Regions from separate parts of the Homo sapiens genome. Here all the other regions are linked to region 2. The links are chromatin loops, found by intact Hi-C in ENCODE. Cell type or tissue: PC-9. All regions are shown on one strand. Links, peaks and the distances in the headings refer to the core of each region. The heading gives the core; the rest is flanking DNA.

Region 1 (7,684 bases), core at 1,077-6,076, 410 kb after region 2:
CAGCCTGGGCGATACAGTGAGACTCCGTCTCAAAAAAAAAAAAGAAACAAAGAAAGAAAAAAATGTGTGTGTATATATATGTGTTATTACTAGGAGGTGGGATTATAGGTGATTTTTACTTGCTGTCTTACAGTTTCCTGTATTTTTACAAACAAGTTATTTTAATCACAAAAACATGTTTAAATGTGTGTATTCAGAAGATATGAGATACACTTGCTAATATATGAAACATACATAAGTGTGTATCTTAATAGAAATACATGTGAAGTGTAACTCTGGAAAACCAAAGTCCTTGGAAAGGACTGGATGCTCCTTGGCAGCCGAGGGCCATGTCCTCCCTCCCCTGTGCCAAAGCAGAACTCAGCTAACACAAGCCAGGCTGCCTCGGAGCGTCGCCTGTGCCTCCCCCATGATCCAGGACCAGGTGAGAGGCGGCACCTGGAGATGCCCTTTAGTCACTGCTTTCGTTTTTTTTTCACTGCCTCCCCGAGATTTTGACCACGATATTTTACAGCAATTAATTGTATATTGTGTTGGAAGGATTTCCTCTGAATGTCACTAAACTTCTTCAAGAGCATCCTAACTTATCTCACGCAACAGCATGAACGGAACAACTAACTGTTTGCATTTCTTTAACAACCATTTGGGCAAAGGGCCTGCCCAGGAAGGAGGACAGAAACCAAAGACCTGAGTGAGGCTTGTCACCATCTCCTCGCAAAACTCCAATTCCTTAAAACATTATTTAGTAGCATAAGCCAATGATGCAATGCCAACAATTTTCTGCAAAAGAGTGAAGACCACGCAAACCTTGCCACTGGAGGAAAAAGAAAACTCAAAGCAGAAAGAGTTGGGCACGCCCCACTCAGCAGCCCAGGCATGTCCTGGCTCTGGTGAGCAATGACTGCATGACCTGCCACCAATCCCAGGAGTACTCCTGGAGGGCACCGTGCCAGGCACTGGGGGACAAAAGACACGCCTGGGCCCCAAGGTAGCAGCAACAGGACTGTGTGACGGAGCTACGGGGGACGGGCACTAAGAACCCAGAAGAGGGAAAATACCCAGGAAAACAAAATATCTGAGAAAAGGATCCAAGGCTGGCAATTTCTAATCCAGTTGAATAATTTTCACTCATTTATGGTGAATTACTCGAGTACTGGGATCTTTAGTACAGTTGGTATAATTATTGGAATATTTGCTAAGGTCTGTCATCAGGAATCCTATTTCTGAGATCAGGGTTTTTCAAACTGTATTTCGGCAGCAGGTGTTTCTTCTTCTGTAAGAAACAGATCTGGGAACTCGATGAATCAGAGAGAGGAAGCTGCAGCGCTGGCCAAACTGGGGCCTGGCCCACATGGCTGCCCAGATCCCCGACAACACTGTCAACCGCTAACAGTGCTGGGAGCAGGCTTCATCCCACGGCGGCTGTGCCTACCCTCTCTACAAAGCCGTGCCCACCTGCAGGTAGGTTCTGTGAATGTGCCCCGGCACCGTGCACATCCCTGGATGCCGCCGGAGTTTACTGATTCGACTGCAACACCTGAACCTTGGGCCCCAGCTCTACCCATTGGCTCCCCACAGAATGCCCTACATCTTAGAGGATGGTAAAACATTGTCCTTTGGCACTAAAAGACTACTTTGAGAAAGCTACCCTCCTAAGGGGAATGTGGCTCTCCGCTCTGATGAAATACCCACTTTTACTTAACTTCTTTTCTCATGACTTTCTGCCAAATTTTCACTACTCTATATACTGAAAGTAGTAAAATTCTCCAAAATCTTTATAAATTCTAGACATTCAATTTGTACATATTCTGATAGAGAAAATGTTTGAAGAATACTGAGTTTGTGATTGGATCTATTTCTCATTTGAGGTACTGAAAATACAATTAGTCCCATTTTACAAATATAGAAATTGAAAGTGTTCTAATATGAGATGCTACAATTTCTCAAATTCTAATGAACCTTGTGTAGTGAGAGAAAATAAAGGGTGAAAACAATAAACAAACGAAAAACTGGTAGGGAGAAGCCCTCTATCTTAGGGTAAGAAAAACTAAGAGGGAAAAGAAAAAAACCTTCAAAAACTAGAAGACTCTGGCCAGGGATGTTGGCTCACACCTGTAATTCTAGCACGGTGGGAGGCAGAGGCGAGTGGAATGGCTGAGGCCAGGAGTTCGAAACCAGCCTGGCCAACATGGTGTAACCCTGTCTCTACTAAAAATACAGAAATTAGCCGGGCATGATGGCGTGGGTGCCTGTAGTCCCAGCTACTTGGGAGGCTGAGGCAGGAGAATTGCTTGAACCTCGGAGGCGGAGGTTGCAGTGAGTCCAAATCACGCCACTGTACTCCAGCCCGGGCGACAGAGCGAGACTGTGTCTCAAAAAAAAAAAAAAAAAAAAAAAAAGACAAGAAACTGGAAGATTCTATACCAAGATAAATGGTATACATTACAATCCCATCCGTGCTGTGCCCCCAGCCCACTGCCAACCCCACAGGGAACACAGCAGCTGCTAATCCTCTGGAAAGGTCCTACTGCCTGCAGAAACTTACCACTCTTGGTAACGGTGCTTAGATTTGTAAACGGAATATCTACATTTCCAAAAAATGATCAACTCCCGTCATGCTCCCAGGAGTGTCAGTCTGACTTTGCCTTTGAGGCTTCATCTCTCTCTGAACACGACTGCATAAAGGTAAGGTCATGGCTTTGGTCAACGGAAAAAGCAACGGCTGCACAGAGGCTGATGGTGTGGGCCGGACCCCCAGCCCGCAGAGCCTCCACGCTTGGCCCGGGTGCTCGCTGGTGCGCACGAGAAGCCTGCGCCCAACCTGCCTCCCGATTCAAGGCTGCAGACGCTAACGTGAGGTGCCTGGCCAATCACTCAAGCCAGAGAAACTCTTGGTGCATTCTGTTAAGAGAGAATGATGGGCTAAATAATAAGTCCATTTATTATACTCTATAAAGAAGTATCAGGCCAGGGTGCAGTGACTCACACCTGCAATCCCAGCACTTTGGGAGGCCAAGGTGGGCAGATCACCTGAGGTCAGGAGTTTGAGACCAGCCTGGCCAAGATGTCGAAATCCCATTTCTACTAAAAATACAAAAATTAGCCAGGCGTGGTGGCGGGCTGTAATCCTAGATACTTGGGAGGCTGAATCAGGAGAATTGCTTGAATCTGGAAGGCAGAGGTTGCAGTGAGCCAAGATCATACCACTGAACTCCAGCCTGGGCAAAAGAGCAAAACTACATCTCACAAAAAAAAAAAAAAAAAAAAAATTAGCCGGTGTGGTGGCACGCACATATAATCCCAGCTACTCGGGAGGCTGAGGCATGAAAATTGCTTGAACCCAGGAAGTGGAGGTAGCAGTGAGCCGAGATCTTACCACTGCACTCTAGCCTGGGCGACAGAGCCAGACTCCTTCTCAAAAAAATACAAAAGAAAAACTTTGTATCTTTGGCCAACTTTTCTTTGATTCTTCTGTAAAGTTACATGCAGGGCAAAATCACAGAATATATAACCACAGAATGTAGAATTCTTTAACCACAGAATATAACATTTCATCTTTTTAATTGTGTTCTCCTCCTCATTCCAATGAATGAAACTTTTTTACTTCTGCATTTGTGTGCTGCTGATCCAGTAACTTCACACGCTTTACGGAGTGTATCTTATTACAGGTCTAAATGGTCTCTTAAACCAGTGTGTTTTATTATATCTGTATTCTCCATGGTGACAGCAAAAGGAAAACATTTGCGCAGGAGAATAATCCTTAGACGCGCTTTCAATGCCCCCTAGTGGCGGTTTACTAAATTACAACAGCACTTGCATACACTGTGCTTCATGGGCCATACGGTCCTTCTAGCTCAGACCTTGTCACAGACCCAATGTCCTGTTACCCACATATTCTGTTGCATGCAGAAAACGCTCTGTGAATTTTTATTAGTTAGCTTATAAAAATAATCGATGTGTTATCGTACTGCATTTAATCCAAGCACCCTGTGTTAAAATGGCTTAAATTTTACTAAAAACAATTATAACTTAAAGGAGCATTTTATTTTAGCTCACTACCAAGTTTTTTAATGTAGCCAATGGCTTCTAAGTACGACATTCATAAAACAAGAATCGAACTGTGCAGCCAAAAGATACAGACCTAATTTCTAGCACCTGCCTTGCTACTAAACACTCTATCTGACAAGACCGGTCCTGTCCACCTGTGAAGGGAAGGGTCGAGCTAGGTGGGGTCTCTGTCCTTCCAGCTCTGAAATTCTACACATCTAGAGGTCAGGCCAGAAATGTAAGCACTACCTTGGACTTTTCATTGAATAATGAAATCTTGGTGCGGGCATGGGAGTATTTCCCAGTACCCAGATGACTATGTTGGTGTTCAATATTTTTTCTTACGGTTTACTCACAACGTTGAATGAGAGAGTTTTCTGAAACTCCAGAATTCACAGACCATAAAGATTCACTCTGAACTATGGCTGTGCTTGGAATACAGTTGGCTGGGGATGAGTCACAGCCCCTCCTGCAGACGTAGACACGTACAAGGCAAAGTGCTGCCGAACATTTAGCGGGGAAGCGATTGCTCAGCCCAGGGAGAAGGGAACATGTGGTACAGTCCGGTTGGCTGTGCTCACGGCACCAGGACTGACCACGCGGCAGTGAGCCGATGAGCCCCCAAACGAACAGTGTTCAGCTTCTCTTTTTAGGCTGGACTGCTGCTGATTAATTTACATGTTCGACTAAAAAGTGCAGGCACATGTTCCCACTGGAGGGGCCGGGCCTGTGGGGGCAGCGTGAGACTACCACCCATGGGGAAAGCAAAGCAGCTGCCACGGGCGCTCGCAGGTGCCCCCATCCCACAGACACTCCCAGATACGCCCACCCCACAGACGCTCCCAGATACCCCCACCCCCACGGACGCTCCCAGATGCCCCCACCCCACGGACGCTCCCAGATACCCCCAACCCCACGGACGCTCCCAGATACGCCCACCCCACGGACGCTCCCAGATACCCCCAACCCCACGGACGCTCCCAGATACCCCCACCCCACGGACGCTCCCAGATACGCCCACCCCACGGACGCTCCCAGATACCCCCAACCCCACGGACGCTCCCAGATACCCCCACCCCACGGACGCTCCCAGATACGCCCACCCCACGGACGCTCCCAGATACCCCCAACCCCACGGACGCTCCCAGATACCCCCACCCCACGGATGCTCCCAGATGCCCCCAACCCCACGGACGCTCCCAGATGCCCCCAACCCCACGGACGCTCCCAGATACCCCCACCCCACGGACGCTCCCAGATGCCCCCAACCCCACGGACGCTCCCAGATACCCCCACCCCACGGATGCTCCCAGATGCCCCCAACCCCACGGACGCTCCCAGATGCCCCCAACCCCACGGGCGCTCCCAGATGCCCCCACCCCACGGGCGCTCCCAGATGCCCCCACCCCACGGGCGCTCCCAGATGCCCCCACCCCACGGGCGCTCCCAGATGCCCCCACCCCACGGGCGCTCCCAGGTGCCCCCATCAGGGGTGGGAACATGCAGGCAGCCGAGCCGACTCAGGACGCAGCAGAGATAAGGAGACATGTTTGGGTTTTAATTCTTTAGCTGTTGTGGCAGTGACCTGTCAGTGACTGAGTTCTGAAATCCTGATATTTCAAACATGGAATAACAGATTTTTACGATCACCAAAGTGGGGGGGATGTGCTTTAGGTGCCTGGGAAACATGGATCTACGTGACCAAGATCCCCAGTCCAGATGGACAATGAGGAAAGGCAGAAAAGGAATAAACATGGGCAACGGGGAGGGGCTGAAGCGACCGTGGTGGGCCACAGCTCTTCCCTGAAAATCGGTTTCTGTGCATGAAAATGAAGGGTAGAGAGAGATTCTCAAGCCCTTCAGAGCACCAACGACACACAGCCATGCTCAAGGAACTGGCAGTTTTGCTTTTTCTTTGCCTCCTTTGAAGTGTACTTCAGATATTTGTCTGTAAGGTGCTCATGTGCCGATAAAAGCGCCTACCAACCAGTCGGAAGAGCTTACGGAAGCATGGCACTTCTGCCGTGGAAGTTCGCCTCCACATGTCACAGCCACACATGGGCAACCGCCACACACGGGCCGGAGCCACGCACGGGCCAAAGCCACGCACGGGTCACAGCCACGCACGGATCACAGCCACACACAGATCTTCAGACCAGTGCTCTGTGCTGTCAGCATTCTGGGGAGCACGGCTGCTCCCACCTTTGCAACCGCCTGATGACCCCAAAAGCGCGCATCTGTAAGAGCAGCAAGGACTGCCTGGGTCCCACGTGTCATCCTCAGGAGTACACCTTTCCTACCTAGGACAGGTGGGAAATCAGATAACAAAACAGATTACAGGACGTGGACTTATTTTCATATTTGGGGGTGACTTACATGAAATAATACTTCTGTGTATAAACTGATAGAGGTTTTCAAAATGAATATACCCAGTGTGGCCAGGTGCAGAAAAAGGGCAGCTGCTGGAGAACGCTGAATTAGGACAGGTCTCCTGGAAGGCCAGTCAACACCAAGGATTCAAAGCCTTAACATTCTGAAGGATGTGGACACACAGTCTCACTTCCAGAGATGGATCCTCGGGAAATTAGGAAGGACAGAGACACAGCTTTCAGTAAAGAAAACCATGCACGGAAGCACTCATCTAAATCAAATACAGAGGGATAAAAAACCAACCAAATGTCTAATTGGAGACTGGGTCCAAAAGCTGTTCTGTTTGCTCAAGGAAATGCCGTGCAAAAATCAATAACCACAGGGTGGGAAAAGTTTCACGGTCGCGGATCTCTTGTCCAAAATGCTTGGAAACCAGGGTGTTTTAATTTTTTTTTTTTTGTGGAATATTTGCAGGCTGAGCATCCCTAAACTGAAAACCTGGAATCCGAAATTCTGCGTGAGCACTTGTGTGCCATGTCTGCACTCAAAACATTTCGGATTTTGGAGCATTTCCAGTTTAAGATTTGGATTTTCAGATTAGGGATGCTCCACGTGTATGTGAAAGAGTATGCTATAAAGTCTCACAATGCATGACAGTCCATTTTTTTCAAACACGGCAGGTGCACGTGTGCGCGCGCGCGCACACATACACACACACACACACCCGAGCCTTAACAATCATTGCCCCCGGGTGGCAGTGTTGTCAGTGGTTTTTATTTCCATATTTTATATCCTTTAAAAATCATCTTTCTTCTCTTTGGCAAATTTCACAACATCCAACGTACTCACTGAAGGTTTTACAATCTATCTTTCTTTCCTGTTTTTTTGAGATGGAGTCTCACTCTGTCTCCCAGGCTGGAGTGCAGTGCCACGATCTCAGCTCACCACAACCTCTGCCTCCTGGGTCCAAGCAATTCTCCTGCCTTAGCCTCCTGAGCAGCTGGGATTACAGGTGCCCACCACTATGCTCAGCTAAGTTCTTTTTTGTATTTTCAGTAGAGACAGGGTTTCGCCATGTTGGCCGGTCTGGTCTTGAACTCCTGACCTCAGGGGATCCACCTGCCTCAGCCTCCCAAAGTGCTGGGATTACAGGTGTGAGCCACCACATCTGGCCTATTTTTCTCTTAGGAAAACAAAGTTGAAATCCACTCTTCCCAGCTGACTTTTGCTTATATCAGGGAGACTCCTAAGGCCGTCAGTGCATCGC
Region 2 (7,684 bases), core at 1,416-6,415:
AGGCTTTTCCATACATTCTCTGGAATCTAAGTGAGAGCTGTCAAACCTCCTTCACTCTTGCATTCTGTGCACCTGCAGTCTTAACACCATGTGGAAGCCGCCAATGTATACGGCAGCTTGTGCTCTCAAAAGCAGCAGCCCAAGCTGTACCTGGGCCCCGTTGAGCTGATGTTGGAGCCAGAGTGGCCAGGATACGGGGAACAGTGTCCTGAGGCTGTGCAGGGCAGCAGGGCCCTGGGCCTGCCCCACAAAACCATTCTTTCCTCCTAGTCCTCTGGGCTTGTGATGGGAGGGGCTGCCTTGGAGATCTCTGAAATGTGCTTTTTCCCATTATCTTGGACATTAGCACTAGGCTCCTTTTTAGCCATTCTAATCTCTCTAGCAAATGGTTGCTTAATGGCCTGCTTGTATTCCTCCCTTGAAAATGTTTTTTCTTTCTCTGCCACACAGCTAGGCTGCAAATTTTCCAAACTTTTATGCATTGATTCTCTTTCAAATATAAGTTGCAACTTTACGTCATTTCTTTGCTTCCCTGTCTAACTGTAGGTTGTTAAAAGCAGCCAGGCTGCCTCTTGAACACTTTGCTGCTTCGAAATTTCTTCTATCAGGCTGGGCACAGTGGCTCATGCCTATAATCCTAGCACTTTGGGAAGCCAAGGTGGGCAGATCACTTGAGGTCAGGAGTTCGAGACCAGCCCGGCCAACATGGTAAGGCCCCATCTCTACTAAAAATACAAAAATTAGCCAAACACAGTGGCAGGTGGCTGTAATCCCAGCTACTTGGGAGGCTGAGGCAGGAGAATTGCTTGAACCCAGGAGGCAGAGGTTGCAGTTAGCCAAGATCATGCCACTGGACTCTAGCCTGCACGACAGAGCAAGACTCCATCTCAAAAAAAGAAAAAGAAAAAGAAAAAAAACAGACTTTCTTCTACCAGATACCCTAAGTCATCATTCTTAAGTTCAAATTCCACAAAGCCCTAGAGCATGGACACAATGCAGCCAAGCTCTTTGCTTAGGTATAACAAGGGTGACCAGTTATACCTTTGCTCCCGTTCCCAGTAAGTTCCTCATTTCCATCTGAGACCTCCTCAGCCTGGCCTTCACTGTCCATATCACTATCAGCATTTTGTCACAACCATTTAACCAGTCTCTGGGAAGTTCCAAACTTTCCCTCATCTTCCTGTCTTCTTTGGAGCCCTGCAAACTCTTACAAACTCTGCCCATTATCCAGTTCCAAAGTCGCTTCCACATTTTCAGGTATCTTTATAGTAACACCCCACTCTTTGGTACCAATTTTCTATATTAGTCTGTTCTTACATTGCTATTAAGAAATACCTAAGGCTGGGTAATATATAAAGAAAATAGTTTTAATTGCCTCAGGGTTCTGCAGCTTATACAGGAAGCATGGTGTCAGCATCTGCTCCTGGTGAGGGCCTCAGGAAGCTCAATCATGGTGGAAGGTGAAGGGGGAACAGGCATGTCACATGGTGAAAGCAGGAGTGAGAGCAAGAGGGGGCAGGTGCCACGTTCTTTTAAACAACCAGATCTCACGTGAACCACCAGAGCAAGAATTCATCCCTCACCAAGGGGATAGTGCTAAGCTATTCGTGAGGGATCTGCCCCCATCACTCAAACGCCTCCCACCAGGCCCCACCTCCAACAGTGGAGGTTACATTTCAATATGAGATTTTGAAGGGAAAAACATCCAAACCATATCAATAAGAAGAAGAGAAAGAGCCAGTCACAGTGGCTCACACCTGTAATCCCAGCACTTTGGGAGGCCAAAGCGAGTGGATACCTTGAGCCCAGGAGTTCGAGACCAGCTTGGGCAATATGGTGAAACTCCATCTTTACCAAAAATACAAAAAATTAGCCAGGTGTGGGGGCATGCACCCATAGTCCCAGCTACTCGGGAGGCTAAGATGGGAGGATCACCTGAGCCTGGGAGGTGGAGTTTGCAGTGAGTCAAGATGGCACCACTGCACTCCAGCCTGGGTAACAAAGTGAGACCTTGTCTAAAAAAAAAAGAGAGAGAAAGAGAACAAAAAGAAAGAGGAGATAGAGAAGGAGGAAGAAGAGGAGATGGAGAAGGAGGAAGACAAGGAGGAGGGAGACAAAACCAAGAAAAGGAAAGGAGGCAATTAGAGAAGCAGGGAGGGAAAGAAGGAGAGAGGGAGGTAAGCTAGTTGATAAACATCTAAAGAGGCATTCTACTTTAAGACTAGAATTATCTTGGCTTACTTCTTTTCCAGTGAACAAAATATATTCTGGTTTGTTTGTTGGTTGGTTTGTTTGTTTTATTAAAGGGTCTAAAAACGTTTTCCTTTCTTACACAGTTCACACTGAACATCATTCTTTTTCTCACTGAGTGTATTACCTAAACTCAATTCTACAAGGCCTAAATTATTTCCTTTAATTTCAAATTTAGTTTTTAATGACACATTCACACAGCTCAAAATTCAGAAAGTAACAAAAGAGTAAAGGATGCGTTTACTGGCTGTTTCTACTTTAAAAAAAAAAAAAAAAGATAGCAGAGGGCCGGGCACAGGGGTTCATGCCCGTAATCCCCGCCTTTTGGGAGGCAGGAGGATCATTTGAGCCCAGGAGTTCAAGACCAGCCTGGGCAACACAGTGACACCTTATCTCTACCAAAAATTTGAAAATTCACCGGGCATTGTGGCATGCGCCTGTGGTCTCAGCTACTCAGGAGGCTGAAGCAGGAGGATCACTTAAGCCTGGAAGGTCAGGGCTCCAGTGAGCTATGATTGTACCACTGCACTCCAGCCTGGATGACAGAGTGAGACCCTGTGTCAAAGAAAAAAAAAAAAAGACAACAGAGGAATATTTTGCCTCCAACTTTTATTGAATGTCTTTGATTATTACTTGTCATTTGACGACAGAGAATTAAAAAAGAAGTGGCTGGGCACAGTGGCTCACACCTGTAACCTCTGCACTTTGGGAGGCCTAGGAAGGTGGATTGCTGGAGTTCAGGAGATCAAGACCAGCCCGGGCAACCCTATCTCTGCCAAAAATACAAAAAATTAGCCAGGTGTGGTGGCACATGCCTGTGGTCCCAACTACTCAGGAGGCTGAGATGAGAGGATCGCTTGACCCTGGGAGGCAGAGGTTGCAGTGAGCTGAGATCGTGCTACTATACTCCAGCCTGGGTGGCAGAGTGAGACCCCATCTCAAAAAAATAAAATACACAAATGAAGCTCTCCACTAATATTGGTCCTGGGGAGGCTGGCCTCTGTCCGCACCAACCATGTCCAGGACAGGACGAAACATTCATGGTTGGACCATCAGACACAATCCACAGTCCACAGGCAATTAGTACACAGACCCAGTACTGTGTGACGTGTTATGTTTAAAACTCTGAACCCAGCATTAGGCCTGCCTTTTTAGTATATTTACGTTGATTTAAGTTACTTGATAATCATCGACTCAGTATGGTTTAAAGAAAATCAAAGCCACTGACTCTTTAAGTCTATGGAGCATTTGCTGATCCCAGTTAACTGTATATAATTGTCAAATTTCCAATCTCTGAAATGACCCTTTGGACACACACTGATGGGGCAGGCTGTTGAACTTTTGCAAAGAACACTTAACCTTCTGCAGAAATGGTGTAAAATACAGGCTTGCGGAATGAGCTGGTCCACTCCAGTGCCCCCACCTCCTGTCCACGCCAGGCACCTAAGAAGCTGCTCAATCACTACAATTTCGGGTGCTATTAGCTTGCCAAGTGCTTTTCATCTTTTAAGGGCTGCCCAAGGGCCAAGGGATAAATCAGGAATGTTGTATCTTTTATTCCATTATTTTAAGGATAAATTACTGCTTAGTCAAATTTGTTATGTCCAGATGGGATATGCAGAAACCCCTGTATTTCAATTATGGTCAATACTGCATCTCATTTCTAGGATTTAAGTGTAGTTTGAGAACATCAAAATCCTTTTCAAACTCCGGGATTTGCGTTGAAATTGTTAACATCTTTCTCTGTTAAAACAAAAATTAATTTCACTAAATTGCTAAAATAAGCCTGAGGAATCTAGAACCCTGCGGAAGATTGAATAGGTATTGAAATTCATTTTCAGAGAGGCCTGCAGGTGGCGCCATAAGCAAACGGTCTTACCCTCTCCCACCAACCTACTCTCCCCAGAATTTAAAAAGGAGGAAAACAGGAAGATCTTAGCTCACATGATAAAGGGGAGGGGAGCCTACGAAAACTACAGATTCGTAAACTATCATATAGAATCGTGCTGCCATAATAAAAAATTCAATAATTAAAATATTGATTATGGAATTGCCTGCTTCCTTTGTATTAAATATGTGCAGTTTATAGTTAATGTGTTTATAAATAAATATAATTTTCAGTTGAATTTTTTATGATACCATAATAACATCCCAATCCTCATTTGTGTGTTAAACGTGTTCTTTAACAAAATTATACATTTACTATTGCAATGTAACTAGCTGGGTTTTCAGCCTTCATCTAATTTTCCAGAATGGTATTTCTGCAGTCCTAACATTCTTTGCTTAATCACTCCGATAAAAACGGTGGATTTCTTTGTAATGCAATTTGTAAGCAAAAAACATGATTGAGAATGCAGTATTTGCTGTCAACTATGTTTAACACAGGGTTTTAATTTAGCGGGTAATTATTCATTTGGTAGACGCTTTTTCCATTCACATTTATTTTCCCTGCTCTTAAGAAAGTTCGTAAGTTTGGAGAACCTTGGAAAACCAGGGTTGTGGCGTATTTGATGTAAGCCAGAGTTTGATACAGATGTTATCGCAAGAGAACATTTTTTTTATCTGCTAAAGACAGGAGGTCACATTAACTCGTAATACAGACACATAAAAATGTGATTATGGGTTCTAAACAGAACGCAGTAGGCTCCTAGTTAACACAATGAGATTTCTAGGAAGTGATGCATAAATTCTTCAAAAATGACACATTTCTCACGTTCCATTCCAATTAAATTACTGAGGCAGCTAACAGCCATGAGCACAAAGTACGGGATAAAATGAGGGTTTGCTTCTTGTAACTGTGTCTCTGTGAAAGTATATTTTTATGAGAAGCAGTTAATATTAAGCTATTATTTTTCAGCTGTGCTGGAAGGGATGTCTTGAGCCTTTCTTGTCGCGCTCTCCCCAGAAGAGCCTCCCCCTTTGTTTCTTGGGTTTGCTGATAGGAAGAGCGCGTTGCTCCACCGGCTACCGCCTTCACCTGGGGCTTTGGAGTGAAAGGGACCAGCCCAGGAAGGGGTCCCCAGCACCAGTCCCCAAGGGTGGGTGTAATCGCTGCCCAGAGGCCCTCAGCCAGGAGATTCAAAGGTGGGAGGCGCCCCCTCCGCTCCGCTCCCCCTACCCGCAGCGCCCGGCCGGGACGGGAGGTGCGGGGCTGGCCCCCACTCGCGATCCGCGAACACGCGGGGCCTGTCCTCCACGCCCAGCTCAGGCTTCAGGGACACGAGCGCCCCGCGGCTGCGCGGCGTGGGAGGGGGTTCCGACAGCCTGCGGAGCCCAGCCCCACCCTCCCCAGACCCGCTGGCAGCAAGAGGGGTTCAGGGCTGTTGCCCCGGGAAGGAGGCCCGAAGAGCTTGCAGCCGCCGGGAGGGGTGGGGCGGGAGGGGGCGTCGGAAGACAAAAGGATGTGAGGCTTTAAATTCAAAAAGATGTTTTGAAAGCCAAGCGCTGGGGTTTGAAAGGCGCTGGGAGGACGGCGGCAGAGCGATCCCAATCAGAAATGCGATTTGAAGTCCTAATGAACTTGATTGCGTGAACATTTATAATCCCCCATGGCCCTAAATGAAATCAGATATAATCAGAAGATACAGGGAAGGGAGTGTTTACAGCCGACGCCGGGCGGCCGCGGGACGGGGAGATGCGGCCCCGGTATTGATGTCGAAAATGATGGATAACGCGGGAATGGCAAATATACTATTTGTCTAATGGCTCGGCAATTAAATTCCCCTGTAAATGACCCATGCCTCATTTCATCCTAATCTATGGAATTTTGATTGAATTCGTCAGCTCTAATTGAAAAATACTGCACTTTAATGTCTGCATTGCAGTTTCAGGACGAGAGTGGTTTTAATGAGACAGTGCCCCCATGACCCGGGAATATTTGAGACTTTTATTCGGAATTTAAAGCCAGGAGATTGCTCGACTGAGCCCTGAGATTTCCTCTCCTGTATCCACGTCCATCCATCTCCAGACGCGATTTAATAAACGCACTTAAGGATAAATGCGCCCCCGACCCTCGCGCCAACGTGTTACCCCACGGGCGCCCCTCCTCGGAATAAGGGACGGCGGAGGCCGGGGAGGCGGGGGAGTTGGGGGGCTCAGAAGGTCCTGGTCCCTCCCCGGCCCAAGTTTCCCTGCCCTCCCTGCCACCCTGGTCCCCAGGCACTGTCGCGGACCCCAGACTCCGCCTTCCCTAGGCCAAACCTAGGCGACCTCCCTGGACTAGGAGGCCTGGCTGCCTGCCACCCGCGCACCGGAAGAAGGGACTCGCGCACTCGGAGAAGGGGCCGGGCCCCGACGCGCTTTATATGCAAATGGCGAGGCGAAGCCATCCCTGAGAAATTAGCTACTTGCTGAAGCATATTTACTAGATTGAAATGAGTTAAAGAGAAACATTTTAAGTCGTGCAAACGAGATAATTGGGCCGCATTAAAGCTGGGGATGTTTGCTCCTTTCAAAAAAAAAAAAAAAAAAAAAAAACCGCCGGAGGAGGAGGAGAGCAGTAAAAGCACGCGTAGAAATGAAGCCCCAGCTGGTCAGAGACCGGAAATCCGGTAGTGCACGGGACGGGTTCCCTCGGGGATCTCGGAGGGGAGACCCCCACCCGGGAGGACTGGAGGCAGCGCCTCTCCCGCCCCGGCGCGCGCAGCCTATTTCCCTCTTTCCAAGGGGCCAATCCCCACCGCGGCCCGCAGGGGGCGCGCTCAAGGCAAGGTCCCGCGGCGAGAACGGTGCCCAGTGGGAGCGAAGGGCGAGGCCAGCCCTTGGTCCTTGGCCGGCAGTTCGGGTCCCGCCTCCAAATTCGCCCCCCTCCCCCCCGCCATCTCCAGCGGTGTTCAAAACTCTGATGGCATGGGGGGGTTGAGGGGGTGGCCCTGGGGAGACGGAGTGTGGGGGCAAGCAAGAGGTCTAGGTGCACGCGTTGCCTATCCCTGGCCCACGAGAATGTAGCTAAGGTTTTGCACACATATTTAAAGTAAAATAATCAAAAATGACAGAAAAGGCTTCTCCCTGGGAAGGCCGTGCCTGGCGCCCTGGCGATGCCAGACTTGGTGCTGAGAGCAGACGACAGAGGGAGGACTCTCCAGGGCCAGACACGGCCTCCGCACCTCCGTCTCGGTTCGTGCAATGGGGATGGCGCTGCGCCCACCCAGTAGAGGCGCTCGCGAGCTCTCCCTTCCCAGGAGAGGCGTCGTATGTTGTGAAATGTCACACTGCATCCTGTTCCATTGGGTGGCCTCTGGTCTGTTTTTAGATGTTCCAGAGGCCGGGCGCGGTGCCTCACGCCTGTAATCCCAGCACTTTGGGAGGCCGAGACAGGTGGATCACTTGAGGTCAGGAGTTCGAGACCAGCCTGGCCAACATGGCGAAACCCTGTCTCTACTAAAAATACAAAAATGAACCGGGCGTGGTGGCACGTGCCTGTAATTCCAGCTAC
Region 3 (7,684 bases), core at 984-5,983, 59 kb before region 2:
TTTTTTTTTTTTTTGAGATGGAGTCTCGCTCTGTTGCCCAGGCTGGAGTGCAGTGGCACGATCTCGGCTCACTGCAAGCTCCGTCTCCTGGGTTCACGCCATTCTCTCACCTAAGCCTCCTGAGTAGCTGGGACTACAGGCGCCCACCACCACACCCAGCTAATTTTTTGTATTTTTAGTAGAGACGGGGTTTCACTGTGTCAGCCAGGATGATCTCGATCTCCTGACCTCGTGATCCACCCGCCTCGGCCTCCCAAAGTGCTGGGATTACAGGCGTGAGCCACTGCGCCCAGCCCTTTTTTTTTTTTTTTTTTTTTTTTTTTGAGACAGGGTCTCACTCCACTGCCCAGGCTGGAGTACAGTGGCACAATCATGGCTCCTTATAGTCTTGACCTCCCAAGCTCTAGTGATCCTCCCCACCTTAGCCTCCCAAATAGCTGGGACCACAGGTGCATATCACCATGCCCAGCTAATTTTTTTTTTTTTGTAGAGATGGGGGGACCCTTGCTATCTTGCCTGGTCTCAAACTCCTGGACTCAACAAATCCTCCCACCTCGACCTCCCAAAGTGCTGGGATTGGCCAGACACAGTGGCTCATGTCTGCAATCCCAGCACTTTGGGAGACCGAGGTGGGCGGATCACTTGAGATCAAGAGTTTGAGACCAGCCTGGCCAACAAGGTGAAAGCCCATCTCTACGAAAAATAATTTAAAAAAAAATTAGCAGGGCGTGGTGATATGCACATGCCTGTAATCTCAGCTACACAGGAGGCTGAAGTAGGAGAATCACTTGAACCCAGGAGGTGGAGGGTGCAGTGAGTATCATGAAATATTATTCTTCTTTTGATTTTTCCCAACTATTTATAAATGTACAAACAATTCATAGCACCCAAACCATACAAGAGCTGGGAGTGGAGATCGCCAACTAGTGACAGCAGACAGACCCTTTCAGCCCTATCACCCTGAGAGTAGGTCCTGCTACCTGGCACCGCCTTCGCTTGGAGAAAGACTAAATCCTGGGCAGCCAAGAGGCCTCTCTGGAAAGTGGCTCCTGACAGTGCTGGCCCAGTTCTGAGTAGGTCCTACCTGATGCAACTGGAAGCCAGCAGAGTGGCGTGGGGGACAGAGGATGGACTCTTGAGACAGACGCACATGGGTTCCAATCATAGCACAGCTGCTAACTAGCCAGGCGGCCGTGGCCATGCTATTTCCTTCATGTGGTTGTTATTGGGAGTAAAGAAATAAATATGGTAATACTTAAAAAGCAACTGGTGTACATCGGGTGCTTCATAAATACTTGTTTCTTTCCTCTGAGCATAAGACTTTTATTTCCAGATTCCAAATATAGTACTTTAAAAAAAAATCTGAGAGGATATTACTTATTTGCTAAGTATTCTGGTCACCAAAGTCATTTTTGTAAGTGAGTCACTTACTCCACATAAACAGGTAAATGCAATGCTATTTAAGACTGGGGAATCATCTGCCCAACAGCAGGATAAATGAGTCCATCACAATTAAATGTGTGCTGGGAGTCTGCCCTCGGTGCATGGAGAGCTGCTTTGGAGCTATCCAGATGTGTCTGTCTCCAGAGTTAGCATCTGTATCATCACAAAGAGGGTGGCTGAGTACTGCGGCATCCCAGTGCTCACATGCCCCTGGTCATATCAAGTAACCATTATCACATCGGAGCCCACAGGAGTTATAAATATACCACCATCGAGCCCCAACTGGATGACAATTGAGTAATGACAATAGAAATAGCTCACACTCCATAAGACCATCTTTCCCGTTCCTGAAGAACTCTTCTGAAATCGACGGCATCTCAATGGAGAGACAGCCAGGGCCAGTGAGAGGAAAACTTCAAATATTTCAAAAGACAGAGAAGGATCCTCAAGCTAGAGCAGGGTCCCCGGTGCAGGAGTACCACACTGCCCTGGTCGCAGGGGACCTCGACCATCTGAAGCCCCTCATGGACCAGTTCTTCCAGGATGCCAACGTGGTGTTTGAGATCAATAAGGATGAGATGGAATGGCAGGTGAAATCTCCAGCCACGTTTGGACTATCAGGTACCCTTGTTCTTTAAAGCTCAGTCATTTATTTTTAAGGGGCTACTAATACTCTCTGGGAGTGTAAGGCTCCCGTGTGTAGACTGGGCACAGTGGCACTGGGTTTAACGTACACAAGAAAAGGACATCTGATGAAGTTTGCTCGCAGTAAAGTGTAGGTTTTAGGTGATGGCCTATAAGAGATCCAGTTGGAAAGGCAAAGCAGCGATTGGTGGGAATGCCTATCCGATGACGCTGGGTGTGCCTCTTGTCTTTACAAAGGAGCATTGGTTTAGGTGTGGAGCTGCCCGTGCCTGCATCTGGCAGCCAGGGAGGTGGGTGCTGAAGAAGGAAAGTCTCTCCTTCAGTTGCGCCCGGAGCAGCCTCTGGCACACAGCTCTGTGTGAGGTCCTTTATGAATCTGCAAATGCCACAGCTACAGCAGGGGCACAGCCAGCATCAGTAGAGGCAGGACCCCAGGACTCTCTGTAGATCCTCCTCCTGGAATCTGGGGAATCCCAAGAATGGGGAAGGAAAAAGGAAGAAACCAGAGGTCCTGACTTCATACGTGTCTGCAGGTGCTCTTGCTGCCTGAACATGGTCACTGTGCGCTGGGCGGACAAGCAGACCTCCCAAGTGGAAAGAGGTCCCCTCCTCCCCCTGCCCACTCAAGATGTGCAGACACTTGCTGACCACCATGCTGCATCTGGGGCTTTCTCGGATGGCACCCTGCTTTGGGCACCCCACCCGCCACCAGCTCAGATGCAACATATTTACCAAGAAGTTTCACATGCGTTGGAATCTACAGCAGCTCTGCCAGACCATGGGATTTGAGAATCTGAGGTCAGTGGCCGGCGGCCAGTGTCCCATGTCCCTGACTCTTAAGCTCTGGCAGGCAAAGAATGCGGAAGGTTGGCTTCCAAAGAACTGACACAGTTCTGTTTATACCTCACACGGGGAGAAGAGAATAAACTCAAAACACTGTCAGAGGGCCGAGCAGCTCCTGCCAACCAGTGAGGCGGTGGGGGCTGCAGGAAAGGCAAATGGCAGTTCCTGTTGGGGCTGCATGTCGCAGCCGACCCCTTCTGGGCCTCCTCTCCCTCACCTATCCCAGACCAAAAATACCAACGGCAGCCCTGGACATACACACACACAAATGTCACAATTTCAAATAGATAGTCATGTTCACCCATCATTTGCACATTCTGTATCCAAAATCAGTTTCCTCCTTCCCTCCCGAATCTTCCCACCCCTAAGTTCTGCTGCTGTCCTGTGGTACACCTGGACGACAGGATACTGGAGCACGCCCACAGCAAAGGGATGTGGGCTGGTACTGAGGAAACGGCAGCCCGGACAGTGAGTAGTGGCCCAAGGCCTCCACACAGGCTGGGAAGAGAGGGAGGCAAGCTCAGGCTGCCTGGATTCCAGCCTCCTCCGGCACAGACACCTGACTGCCCTGCAGCAGATCCAGCAGCAGAAACGACCAGACCCTGTTTGAAAGCAGTGGCCCCATGTGCTCTCCCATGAAAAGACTTCCCGGTGGCCAATTCCAGCTCCCCTGGTGGGGAAGGGATTGATCTGAGTACAGGGAGCAGGTCCCCAGTGGCCACCACCTCGGTGCCCCTCCGTGATAGAATGCTGGCCCATCCAGCCCACAGTCATAGAGAGCACTGACATGGGGGAGCTGATGCTTAGAGGGACACACCACATGCAGAGAAGCCTTAATTCATGTCCCTCCTGGTGGCAGAACTGGGACCAGAGGGCGGGAGTTACAGAAAGCTGATTCCGGCTTCCTGAGCCTTAATTCACGTCCCTCCTGGTGGCAGAACTGGGACCAGAGGGCGGGAGTTACAGAAAGCTGATTCAGACTTCCTGACTGCATCGCCAAGGACCTGGAGACGGTGCTGGCCCACACTGTGGCTGAGCTAGATCCCCACCTATGGCTTCTCCCCATCAGTCCCTGAGAAGACTCAGGAATCCAGGGTGGGTTTACTGAGCGCTAGGGTAGGGTGGGGCTGGGTTGGGGATTTAGCATTTCCCAGAGAAGGCAGTAAGTAGTTTTCATCTCTCAGAAAAACAAATCGAATCAAAAAACCAAGAGCTGGCACCTGCAGGAATGTAGGTTATTGTTATCACGGGGATAACAATGTAGATAGACTACATCCATCACCCCCTCCAGATCCGACCTGGTCTTCACTGGGAAGGGCAGCTCAAACCCATGCAGGTCCATGTCCCTGGGGCCTCTGGCCACCACCATTCCATGCCAGTCCCACAGGCCCCCCTTCCCCCACTGAGTGCACAACAAGCTCCAGGCTGGGCCTTGGGGACTCAGGGCGGCTGGAACTCGGCACCACATGCGGGTAGGTAATTAATGAATGGACTTTCAAGGCTGCTCAGCATGGGTCCTGGGAAGGAGGTGGCCTGTGAAAAGGGTCTCCTCTGCGGCTCATTACAGCCACAGTATCGATTCTTCCATCATTATCAGAAGGCCTTCCTGCCATGTGAAATCCTGCCCCTTGATGTGTATTCACCAGGGACTACATCCCCCATTTCCACGAGCGCTCCTGGCCGCTAACAACCTTCCACGGGCTTTTTGAAAGTGCCAAAGTTTTCAGAGAAGTAAAAATGTATAGCACCTGCTCCATTCATCCCTCAAGAAAGAGCAACCCTACACACACACACACACACACCCCTAAAAAGCGCAAAGAAACAAACCAGGATTGTGCTGAATGTGGACCACCACATCAAAGTGTGCTTCTGAAAACTCAGCCACTTGCAAGAGAGCTAAACTTTCTCTGAGTCCTTTTCTTGAACAACCTTGGTGATGTGTGGGTCAGTTTGTTTTGTCTGTTGTCTCTTCTTAATGATAAAGGGACAAGTTTGGAGCTCAGCTAAGGGAGTGCTGGATTCGGGAAAATTCCACAACCCACTTTCCTCTTTCAAGCTGCCCTAACTCAGGGCCTGGAACACGTGAATTCCTCACTTAAATTCGCCTACCGTGCACCCTGCTTGGACAGCTTTTAACTGACCCCATTTCCCAGTCACCCCCGTATTTGGCAAAATCCTCTTGCTTCTCAATACCCGGCGCCCCATCTCTCTAGCTCGGTTTTAGCCTTCAATCTCTCCTTTGTATTTCTTCCTCTGTCTACGCCTGTCTCTTCCCAGTGTGTCTCTCTGCTCTCTGTCTCTGTGTGCGTCTCTGATTCTATCCTCTTCTCCCTACATGCCTACCTGGTACCTACCTTTAAGAGACGGCTTCACTTTCTTTCCGCCTTAAGGAACACCGCCCACCACCACCACAACTAACCTCCCCCTGACCTTACATCCCACCTCCCTCCCCGCAGGCCTCTGGACCCTGGAGTACAAGCGTGAGCTCACCACGCCCCTGTGCATCGCCGCGGCCCACGGCCACACCGCCTGCGTGCGACACCTGCTCGGCCGCGGCGCAGACCCAGACGCCAGCCCCGGCGGCCGCGGCGCCCTGCACGAGGCCTGCCTCGGGGGCCACACCGCCTGCGTCCGCCTGCTGCTGCAGCACCGCGCCGACCCCGACCTGCTCAGCGCCGAGGGCCTGGCGCCTCTGCACCTCTGCCGCACGGCCGCCTCGCTCGGGTAAGGACCTCGGGACAGGCCCGCGGCGTCCGCCCCGCCCCGAGACCAGACGCCCGCCTCCCCCCACGAGACCGCCGACCCCGCCTCCGCCTCCGTCCCAGCCCCCGCCTCCGGACCCAGACCCTGCACCCTTGACTCTGCCCACTGGATCCCCAGACCCGCATCCGCCCCGTCCCTACCCCGGCCCCTGCCTCGGGACCCAGATCCAAGATCCCTGACCCGGGACCCCAGACCTGGCACCTCCCGGCCCTCGCCCCGCGCCCCGGCCCCGGCCCCCGCCCCGCGCCCCGGCCCCGGCCCCCGCCCCGCGCCCCGGCCCCGGCCCCCGCCCCGCGCCCCGGCCCCGGCCCCCGCGGGTTTAATTAGCGCTTGATTGCGAGCGCGCGCGGGAGGCGCCACGCCGAGGTAATGAGCGCGGTGATCACAGCCCAGCCGCCGGCGCCGGGGATGCTAAAAGGCCACTGGCGGGGTTGGAGGCTGAAAAATTAGGGTTTTTAATGATAATTTTATGCAGAATAATTGTCACAGTGTGACATAAATGGTTAGCTCCTCGGGCGGGGCTTCCAGGCCCGCTCGGAAGCGGAGCTGTGCCGGCCTCTAGGGAGGCCCAGCGGCCGCTCAGCTAGTTCGCGCCCGGGCGCGGGGTCTGGGGGTCCCGCAGCCCCCGTCCCCAGAGAGCGCCCTCCCAGCGTGTGCTCCGGGTCTCGGAAAGGCAGCGGGGCCACCTGTCTTTGCACAGGACTCGTGTGGGGTTTCTCGGCTTGCATTGTGTCATCCTGACTTTTCTGTTAGTCAAAATGCTCCAGCCCCTGCCCTTGGAGTTGTCATTGCATGGCCTTCTGTCTCTGGGGGAAGATTAAGGAAAGTCGCCCACGTTTAGTGCTGGGAACCCGCGCGGCTCTCTCAGAAACCGCATCGCCCTTGCTGCTTCTCCACCGACTGTCAAAGTTGCCTGGATGTCCTGCCCAGCAGGGGCAGCAACGCAGGCAGGCGGGACTGCTGGGCATTCAGGGACTCAGGCAGGGGACCCACCTAAGAAAGGTCATTTGAGTTCAGAGGGGGGATCAGGGGGCCACGTGGACCCCCGCCAGTCTTGAGAAAGAGGAAGGAAACAAGGTTCTAGCAATGCTCTTTAAAAGCAGCTTTACCGAGGTGTGATTGACATTCAGCAAGCGGCACGTGTTTAAGGCGTACAATTTGATAAATTCCGCAGACTTATACACTCGTGCAACACCCCGCAGTCCATGGAGGGCAGATATTTATCATTCCCCCTGTGGCCTCACGGTGCCCACGGTTCTCCCTCCCACTGGCCCCTTTCTCACTCTCCATCCCTAGCATCTGCTTTCTATTACTTGGCTTAGTCTGAATTTTCTAGAATTTTGTATAAATGGAATCTGCAGTCTTTTATCTGGCTTCTCTCGCTCGACATAATTATTTTAAGATTCATCTGTGTTGCTGTGTGTGTCCGTAGTTCATTCCTTTTATTCCTGGGTAGCGGTCCGTGGTATGGATGAACCACAGTATGTTATGTTCATCCATTCAGATGTTGGGAGACATTTGATTGTTTCCAGTCTGGGTCTTTTACAAACAAAGTTATCATGCACATTTGTGTGCCAGCCTTTGAATGGGCATATGCTTTTATGCATTTTGAATAAATACCTAGGTCACACGGTATGATTAAGAACATAACTGTTAGGCTAGGTGCGGTGGCTCATGCCGGTAATCCCAACACTTTGGGAGGCTGAGACAGGCAGATCACTTGAGTCCGGGAGTTCAAGACCAGCCTGGGCAACACGGCAAAACCCCATCTCTACAAAAAATACAAAAATTACCCAGGCATGTTGGCATGCACCTGTAATCCCAGCTACTCAGGGGGCTGAGGTGGGAGGATCGCTTGAGCACAGGAGTAAGCCATGTTCACGCCACTGCACTCCAGCCTGGGTGACAGAGTTGAGACCCTGTCTCAAATAATAATAACAATAACTAATAAATGGCCCAACTAGTTTTGAAAGTTGTACCATTTTACATC
Region 4 (7,684 bases), core at 922-5,921, 400 kb after region 2:
TTTGTGGGTACGTCCATAAAAACAAGTTTTCAAACCACATCTCTGGCATAACAAGATACTAGAATCCTGTGATGACAGGGACGTCACAAGGTCTTTTTCTCTCCACAGTGACACACAGCAGTCCGTCCTCTGCTTCCTAACAGGACTCTATGAGAACATGGTGATGTCCTACCACAAAGAAAGCAACACCTGATTATCAATAACTTCTCTGGTCCGGCCAAGGATGAGCAAGGAACAAAGAGCTTTTAGAACATTAAGCATACATCTAAATTTATTTGACCTGAGGTATGTAAATGTTAGCTATAGGTAAAAGGTTATAATGACTCTTCAGGCCATAAATTCAACTCTTTTTTTTAATCCCCAAATCTTGCTATAAACTACCTTAGGAAAGTATCTTTCACTAAGAAAAGCCTGAGAAACACTTTGTCTTTGGTGACATCATGGTTCAAAGCTCACTGAGAAAAATGGTATTTAAGAAAAAAAATTCATGGTGAACACTTTGAAAACAAGTGTCAATCACTGACCAGATCCTCACTCTGCAACCTAGACACACACACACACACACACACACACACAATCTCCTGCCGATCACAAAGTAGTCTAAAAGGTTAAAAACTAAAATAAACAAACCACAATTTATTGCACTTACAGCTGAAAATGCTGCCTCCCATACAACACCTATTCTGTCACTGCCAGTTACACAGCTACTTGGAAAAGGTATACTTCAACTTAAACACAATCAGTAGGTTTACCTTAATACTGAACGCTGTGAAAATTAGGCATGCAATACGGTTTCCTCAATACCATCCAAGGGTGATAGTTAAAGAGAAAGTGGGAATAGGTGACTGGGACTCCTATTCAGTTATTCCAAAGAAGGTAGACTTTCCTTCTGGGCTTCAGCGTTCTCCCACTGGTACTGCTACACAGCACCTTTTATCTATTACTAGCATAAATGTTTACACATAAGCTTTTCTAGTGATGCTTTTGCAAATTCATTTTGAAGGGGGAAAAAAACAACAAGCATAGACAAAAAGAACTCAGATCTGTGCCAGTTAATAACCCAAACCATTAGCACCCATCTAAAGAATTAAAGGAAGTAATCTGAAAGTAATGCAACCATTTCACTGTGGACACTCAAATACATCTGTGGATGAGATATGTAAGTAAAAGGCAAATTACAGCTTGTGAAATTTTAGATGGCAAATGGTGACATTGTCAAAGTATAGAAAACTGGCTATTTCCTTCCTCCAAAAAATAATATACATGAGAAAGATGGTAAAGACATTACCTCTGTTTTCAAAACAGATTTCTCTTTTGATGGAAAAAATACAAAAAAAAAAAATGGGCAGGAGTGTAAATACTATATAGTAGCCAAAGTTATCCTTCAAATAGATTGAAAATCCACTCAACCATGGCTTTGAATCAAATGCCATGCTCTTGGTGCCCTGCGTCTGGCCTGTAGCCTCTCGTGAGGAGGGCACCTGCCCAGCTCCATCTCCTGGGCTGCAGGCCTTCCTTCTGAAATGAAGAGTTAGTCCTGCTGTCCAGTTAAACTAGGCCTTAAAACAACAATTCCAATCAACTATGGCCAAACAGTGAACATGAAAGGAACCACATTGTGTCACTGGGTCTAGAAAGTTAAAGGGCATCACAGCTCCCATGATGCATGAAGACGTAGCTTCAAGCTTCCTTGATTCTACAAAAGGAATGCGGAAACTCCGTATACACTAGCGGCATCCATTAGAGAATCAGGCCTCTGATGAGATTATTTACATAAAAAAAAAAGTCCCTCCTCCCCCCAAAAAAGCCAACTGGTGATGGGAACAATAATTTGCTATTTGGGTATTTTTCAAAACAGCTTCCATTGGCTCAGGCCTTACCCTTCCAGAGCCCACTGCATTAGAAAAGAGAGGCACTGGATACTGTTTGGCTTACGAAGGCTTCTAGGTGCCTCCGAGACTGTGAATCTAGGAATGAACACGTGTCCAGTGAAAAACTGTCTGCATTCAATAAGTGTGATTTAGTCTCCAATAAAGACCCAACTCTTCATTTGTGCCTTTCTGGCCTTTATAAGCATTTAACTGTCATAACATCCATAATTCAGCACAGAAAAGGCATCATAGAGCATTTATTATAAATCTTACAAAACATCTAAGGCCCCTTTGCACTTTAATCATGTGATAACAGTTACAATAAGATTGTATTAAAAATTTAAACTGCCCTACTTAAGCAATTTACCTTCAAACGTCCATTTCCAGGGAATGAATCCAAGGGATATGAATGTCGAACCCCTGGACAGATTTATTGCACCAAAGAATATTTCTCCCAATATAGCTCTGATGAGTGAAGTCTAATGACTTTAGTTTTATTACTTTTTAAGCACTTAATGGGAAAATTTAGACATTTTCACAAGACTGAGCTTCAACAAGAATGGTACATTTAAAAAATGACAGGTAGGGAAAGGTCTGTAAGATTACTTTAGACATACCCAGATTAAATATAATCAGTGGAAATTTTAAGGCAATGACTAATATCACAGGTTTGCCTCTGTCATTATTAGTTTGGGTTTCTTTTTTTAAAATGTCTTAAATAATTGTCCAGAGAATATTTAGCAAAGAGTGGCTGCAGAGAATTTTATTCTTATACATGTAAAATTTTAAAGCCATTTAAAAACCCCACAGTATTTAATTTTTTTTCCCACACTTATAAACCACCTACCTTGAAGAGGCTACACAGCAGATACCATCATTATCTCAGTATAATTACCCCAGCCTCGGCCAGGATCAACTGTTTCTACCACCAACCAGACTGTCAGCGGGAGAACTATCTTCAAAATGTTCAGAAGCAAATCTAAAAGTTTTCCTTTACTTGAAGTAATTTTTCCCCCAACTTAAACCCACAGCTGTGATCCCTCAGATTTCAATTAATGCCTAGGCAGTAATCCTATCAATCACCAAGGACTATAAATTTCTTATCTTTCTCATTAGCTACACCGTTGCACAGCTTAAATATAAACATACCTTGCCACAGCACTGTAAATTACTTGGCCGAGCAACTCTACCCACCGTCAGAAGGGGCAGGAATGATTTCAGCAAATCTGTGGTGTGCTTGCTGCACTAAAGCTGATTTACACTTCTCCAAAAAAATAAAAAACCACCAAGAATCACACTGACAGAAGATCTCTTTGAGTTTGCTTACTTGGCTTAAAACTGGTAATGACCTGTCTTTATTAGTATTACTAAGTTTTATGGGCAGAATCCAATTTTCTGTGGAAATACATATATATATATTTTGCTGCATCTGCCAATGATATCTTTTGCAGTTACCTGTAGCTATTAATTTTCTTAAACCTAAATTCCTCAACTTATTTTTTAAAGCTGTAAAAAAAGAAAAAAAGCAACAAACTATCTTCTTCTTGAAATAAAATTAGGCACCACTGTATCAAGAAATGGTGAAAACAGGAGGTAGGGGTGGAGGTGGGAGGGGCAGCCCCCCCCAGGAATGTCACCTCCTATTTCAAACACTCTTTTAGGCTAACGTGGTGATACCATCACTCCAGGTCTTGCATGAACCGCTTCATCAAATTTTCTCTAAGGAGATTGTGCAGTCCAATTCTTTAATGGAATAGAGGCTATTTATGCCATTTGCTGTTAAGTACAAACTTTGCAGCGTACATTCCAAGCACGAGTGGTGAGGATTTTGCTGCTGCTGCCCTTTACAAAGCAGCTACCAGGGGTCCCGGCTTTAGGCTGCACAGTTCTGACAGCGGTCCAGGCTTCAGCCATGAGCTTCCAGTTTCCTATCACATTCACTTTATGCCTAATTTAATTCATTGTATCTTTCAAATTAAAATGGATGTAGCACATTAACTGGTTTTCACCTTCAGTCTGCAAAGCCTGTAGGTTACTGATGATCTCACCTGAAGGAAACCAGGGGCAGGGATGTCTGAGCCTCAGCCCCAAGGGCACCTCTAGCCAGGGCGGTACTGCCATCTAGTGGCCTCCGCTTTTCCAAGGAGCAGCTTGGGCTCTGGACTCGCAGAGCTGAAGGGCAGAACCCGGAGAGCCAGCGGGTTCTGAGTGCTGAGCTGAGCTCTGACAAATTCTCACATAGCCAAATATGGCATTCGAAGAGCCTGGAGGGGTAAGTGGTGACCAGACAGACTAAGGTCCTACGGGATGAAATGTAACCAATATTCATCCCCAATTATTTTTAGATTACAAACAACCCAAGAGTGGCCGAGGCCCCTCAAAAAAAGTCAAACCCAACACAGTCTTAAAAGCAGAGCTAAATCGTTAGGTTGGAGACTGTGTGAATTGTATCTTGGCGAGGCTGTATTTTAAAAATAACACAAGTCACCTGAATCCACTGATGTGTCTACAAGGATTTTTCTCCCTCGAGTCTTCTAGCTGCTCCTCATCAAGTTACTGAGGCTTCCTTGCAGATGAGTCTGTGTTCTTGGTAAATGTTCATAGGTTGCCTAACAGGGGTGGGGAGCGCCGAAGCTGACTGCCTGGGTTCCCAGCTCAGTGAGGCAATTTATGACCTGCATGATCTTTACCAAGTTACCTGGCCCTTTTGTGGCTCAGTTTCCTTATCTGTAAAACATACACACAGGATATGCTTCTTGGGGTTGGTGAGGGAAGTCAGTTGATCCATGTGAGGCACAGAGAGGGTGCCAGCCTCCTGCAGTGAGGACTGCCACGGGGCTGGAGAGGCCACAGAGATGCAGGTGACAAAGATGTGGTGCCCGGGCTGGCATCCCTAATATGAGGGTCTAGATGTGGTTGTTCCTGATCCCATGGGGTTTACAGTCTAGACCAAGAACACAGCCATCAGAGGCCACCGTCATCTCCAGGCCATGCTGAGTCCTACCTTGTGTGGGGCCCTGCTCCAAGCACTGGCAGGACCTCTATCATCACCAGTTTCCCAGATGAGGACCCTGGCACTGCGTCTCCAGTCAGGGGAGCCACATGGTAGCCGGGAATTCCGACCTCAGAACTGAACTAGGGAGGAGAGGGGGAAGAAACACTCCCTGGGAAGCCAGAAGCTGGAGCTCTATGCTCACAGATAAGGAGCGAGTGAGTGAGGGGCCTGGGGCAGGAGGAAGAGCACGGAGCAGGAAGCATGAGGACAGGGACTCTTAAGAACCTCGAAGAACCTTCTGGCTCTCAGGACCCACAGCACAGTGGTGGTCTGAGAAAGACACTAAAGAGATGCTGTCTGATTAGACGTGAAATAAAATTCCCTGCTGGCTGCACTGGTCAAAGAACTGGGGGAAATGGGTGGATACCCAAAGTGGAAAGTGCAGAAGGAAACCCAGGCGGGGCGATGGTGGCTGGGGCCAGGGCTCTGATGGCAAGGGTCGTACAAGGTACATGAACCAATACAACCTGGTGCTCAAGCAGCCACAGGGAGGAAGGGAGGGGAGTCAGAGTGGCCCAGGGGTCTAACCTGAGCCAGGGACAGAGGGGCCACCCAGCTGGGGCCCAGGTGTGATGTCAAGGACACAGCTGATATTTAAGTCTCAAGCTCAGAGAAAGGGTCTCAGTGGCCAGAAATGTGAGTGCCTCGGTGAAACACACAGATATGAGATCGCCCAGGTCTGAGGCAGAGGGTGAGGGCAGCGGGCTCAGGGCAGAGCCAGGAGGGGCCAAGGAAGTCCCCTCCTTCCAACCACTACAAACATTTCAAAGGTACAGAAAATGTAACATACAACAGATAAACCCCATAAACCCACTAATATCCAATAAATACAAGTCCTTTGCCATATTTGTTCTATCTCTGTATGTGTCAACTGAGTCAATTACATCACAGCCATCATTCGTTAACGTCTCAAACACTTGAGCGTGCACCTTTATCAGGACATCTGCCTACCTAGTCCTTATGCCAATGGCGGTGCTCTAGGAAGGTGCTGGGCAGGAGGCTTGAACGTGCTCAGGTGACAGCTGAAGGCACTTAGGACCAGCGTCGGATTCTGAGAAGGCGATTGGAGGGGTGCAGGTGAGACAGCTGTGACTCGTCCTCTATGGCAACAGGACATGGCGAGTACAGCCAGCGTAATTTGCTGGTGAAACAACGGTTTCTGCTCCCAGAGGCAGACGCAAGGCTGCCTGCTGATAACGAGGAGGCAGGTGGGAATCAGCCCCACACGGGCGCTTCACACCTGTAATTCTTCTTCTGTCCCATGTCTGCTGGTTCTGTCTCCAGCTCGGAGCAGCTCAGGAAATCACTTTTGTCTTTTTTTTTGAGACAGAGTCTCGCTCTGTCACCCAGGCTGAAGTGCAGTGGCGCAATCTCGGCTCACTGCAACCTCCGCCTCCCAGGCTCAAGTGATTCTCCTGCCTCAGACTCCCGAGTAGCTGGGATTACAGGCGCACGCCTGGCTAATTTTTTGTATTTTTAGTAGAGACAGGGTTTCACTGTGTTAGCCAGGATGGTCTCGATCTCCTGACCTCGTGATCCACCCGCCTTGGCCTCTCAAAGTGCTGGAATTACAGGCATGAGCCACCGCGCCCAGCATCACTTCTGTCTAATACTTCCTCGTTTCTCTGCAGGATCCAGCCTGGCCTCTCAAGAGCAGACGCTCACATGATAAAACGTGCTGGGAACTCACCATGTACTCAGCAAAGGGAAGCAAAGGTGAGCACGGCCCCAGCTTTTCCTGCTCCGAGGCTGATTCCAGTTTGGCGGAAAAGCCAGAGAGGTTGCAGCCAAGAAAGGGCTAGGAGAGCCTCGAGATTTTGGAAAAGGGGCTCCGAGTTGGTGCCGATGCCTGAGGGACGGGCAGGTTTTCGCTCAGAGCAAGGCTTTGAGGCTAAGGAAAGGGTGCGAGCTTGCAGTGCCTGGAGTACAAGGTGTGCAAGGGGAAGGGGGAGGGCCCTCCGCTCCCTGCAGGGCATAGCACCTGCAACACAGGAGGCTCTCTGGGAATAGCTGCTCATGAGCGAGTGACGCCCACTGGGACAGGTGGTGCCACATTCAGAGGGCGGAAATACTGGCGCCCTGCACTGCCCACTGCCTTACACACTGGCCTTCAACTTAGGAGACCCTCGACAAGAGGGGTTCACAGCCAAAAACAAGTTTGGAAACCACTATGGTAGGTGCTAGGGAGGCATCAAAGGCTTTCGAACAGGAAAGAATCCTATCTGAGCTCTGTCACAGGCAAGAGCAGAGGCCAGCACAGCAAAGATTCAGTGTGGGGTCATCTGCCTGGATACAGAAGCAGGAGGCTGACAAAGCAGTCTCAGTGACTGAGGAGGAGGCCTGGACTTCCGAATGGGCAGTAGGTAGGGGGAGAGAGGCTGAGGGAGGAGGCAACACCAGTCCTGACCACCCCTGCGAGGCCTTGGAGCCCCACCCTCCTCCCTTGTCACTCTCATTCATTAAGCCACACTGATGGAGAATTCACCACATCCTAGACACTGTGACCAGAATTTTGAAACAGGTCCACTTTTGGCCCTTGTAGATCTTCTCAAAGCAAAATCAGTTCTTAAGAGGGAGGGTCACGCATCTAATATATATTCAAAACCAAACACAACGCAGTCTCCTAAGCCGTACAATGTCCCATGTCCACACTTCCTATTAAACTAGGAAAATATCTTAGGAAAACCTTCAAAGGACAGAAGCTGGCGGTTGCACATAAGGCAATCCCAGGCACGGAAAAACTTAAACGCTTAAAAGG

Evidence for each region. A loop is a pair of places that touch in the nucleus more often than their neighbours do. Peaks named below come from ENCODE experiments on the same cell type or tissue, not always from the same donor. Only the 100,000 strongest peaks of a DNase experiment are listed, where the experiment ranks them.
Region 1: a loop joins it to region 2, with 17 times the contacts of the local background. A loop is called at or near these places in 91 of 110 quality-filtered maps.
Region 3: a loop joins it to region 2, with 4 times the contacts of the local background. A loop is called at or near these places in 3 of 110 quality-filtered maps.
Region 4: it touches region 2 in a loop (15-fold over the local background); 97 of 110 quality-filtered maps call a loop at or near these places.

What each region holds. Positions count from the first base shown.
Region 1 is chr2:235,762,493-235,770,176 of GRCh38, reverse strand. All of the region lies in intron 6 of AGAP1 (ArfGAP with GTPase domain, ankyrin repeat and PH domain 1), which reads right to left. The region is part of intron 3 of LOC105373942 (a long non-coding RNA gene); the gene reads left to right. Among named protein-coding and RNA genes, the nearest start is that of TNRC17, 250 kb to the right of the region's middle. In PC-9, for the core only: CTCF peaks have their summits at 3,546 and 3,745 (motif pointing left); a DNase peak (open chromatin) is centred at 3,736.
Region 2 is chr2:236,177,479-236,185,162 of GRCh38, reverse strand. The region is part of intron 1 of GBX2-AS1 (GBX2 and ASB18 antisense RNA 1); the gene reads right to left. Among named protein-coding and RNA genes, the nearest start is that of GBX2, 13 kb to the right of the region's middle. RefSeq lists enhancers at 4,808-5,323, 5,324-5,841 and silencers at 6,783-7,077, 7,283-7,577. In PC-9, for the core only: CTCF peaks have their summits at 3,916 and 4,115 (motif pointing right); DNase peaks (open chromatin) are centred at 4,122 and 4,932; H3K4me3 peaks cover 2,008 bases; H3K27ac peaks cover 1,955 bases.
Region 3 is chr2:236,235,660-236,243,343 of GRCh38, reverse strand. ASB18 (ankyrin repeat and SOCS box containing 18) reads left to right here. Exons shown (of 6, transcript NM_212556.4): 2 at 1,942-2,064; 3 at 5,388-5,655. Among named protein-coding and RNA genes, the nearest start is that of ASB18, 25 kb to the left of the region's middle. RefSeq lists an enhancer at 4,207-4,837. In PC-9, for the core only: no CTCF peak of the experiment used is centred there; DNase peaks (open chromatin) are centred at 2,573 and 2,923; H3K27ac peaks cover 1,003 bases.
Region 4 is chr2:235,775,915-235,783,598 of GRCh38, reverse strand. All of the region lies in intron 6 of AGAP1 (ArfGAP with GTPase domain, ankyrin repeat and PH domain 1), which reads right to left. LOC105373942 (a long non-coding RNA gene) reads left to right here. Exons shown (of 4, transcript XR_001739943.3): 2 at 109-285; 3 at 6,558-6,642. Among named protein-coding and RNA genes, the nearest start is that of TNRC17, 260 kb to the right of the region's middle. In PC-9, for the core only: a CTCF peak has its summit at 3,986 (motif pointing left); a DNase peak (open chromatin) is centred at 3,988.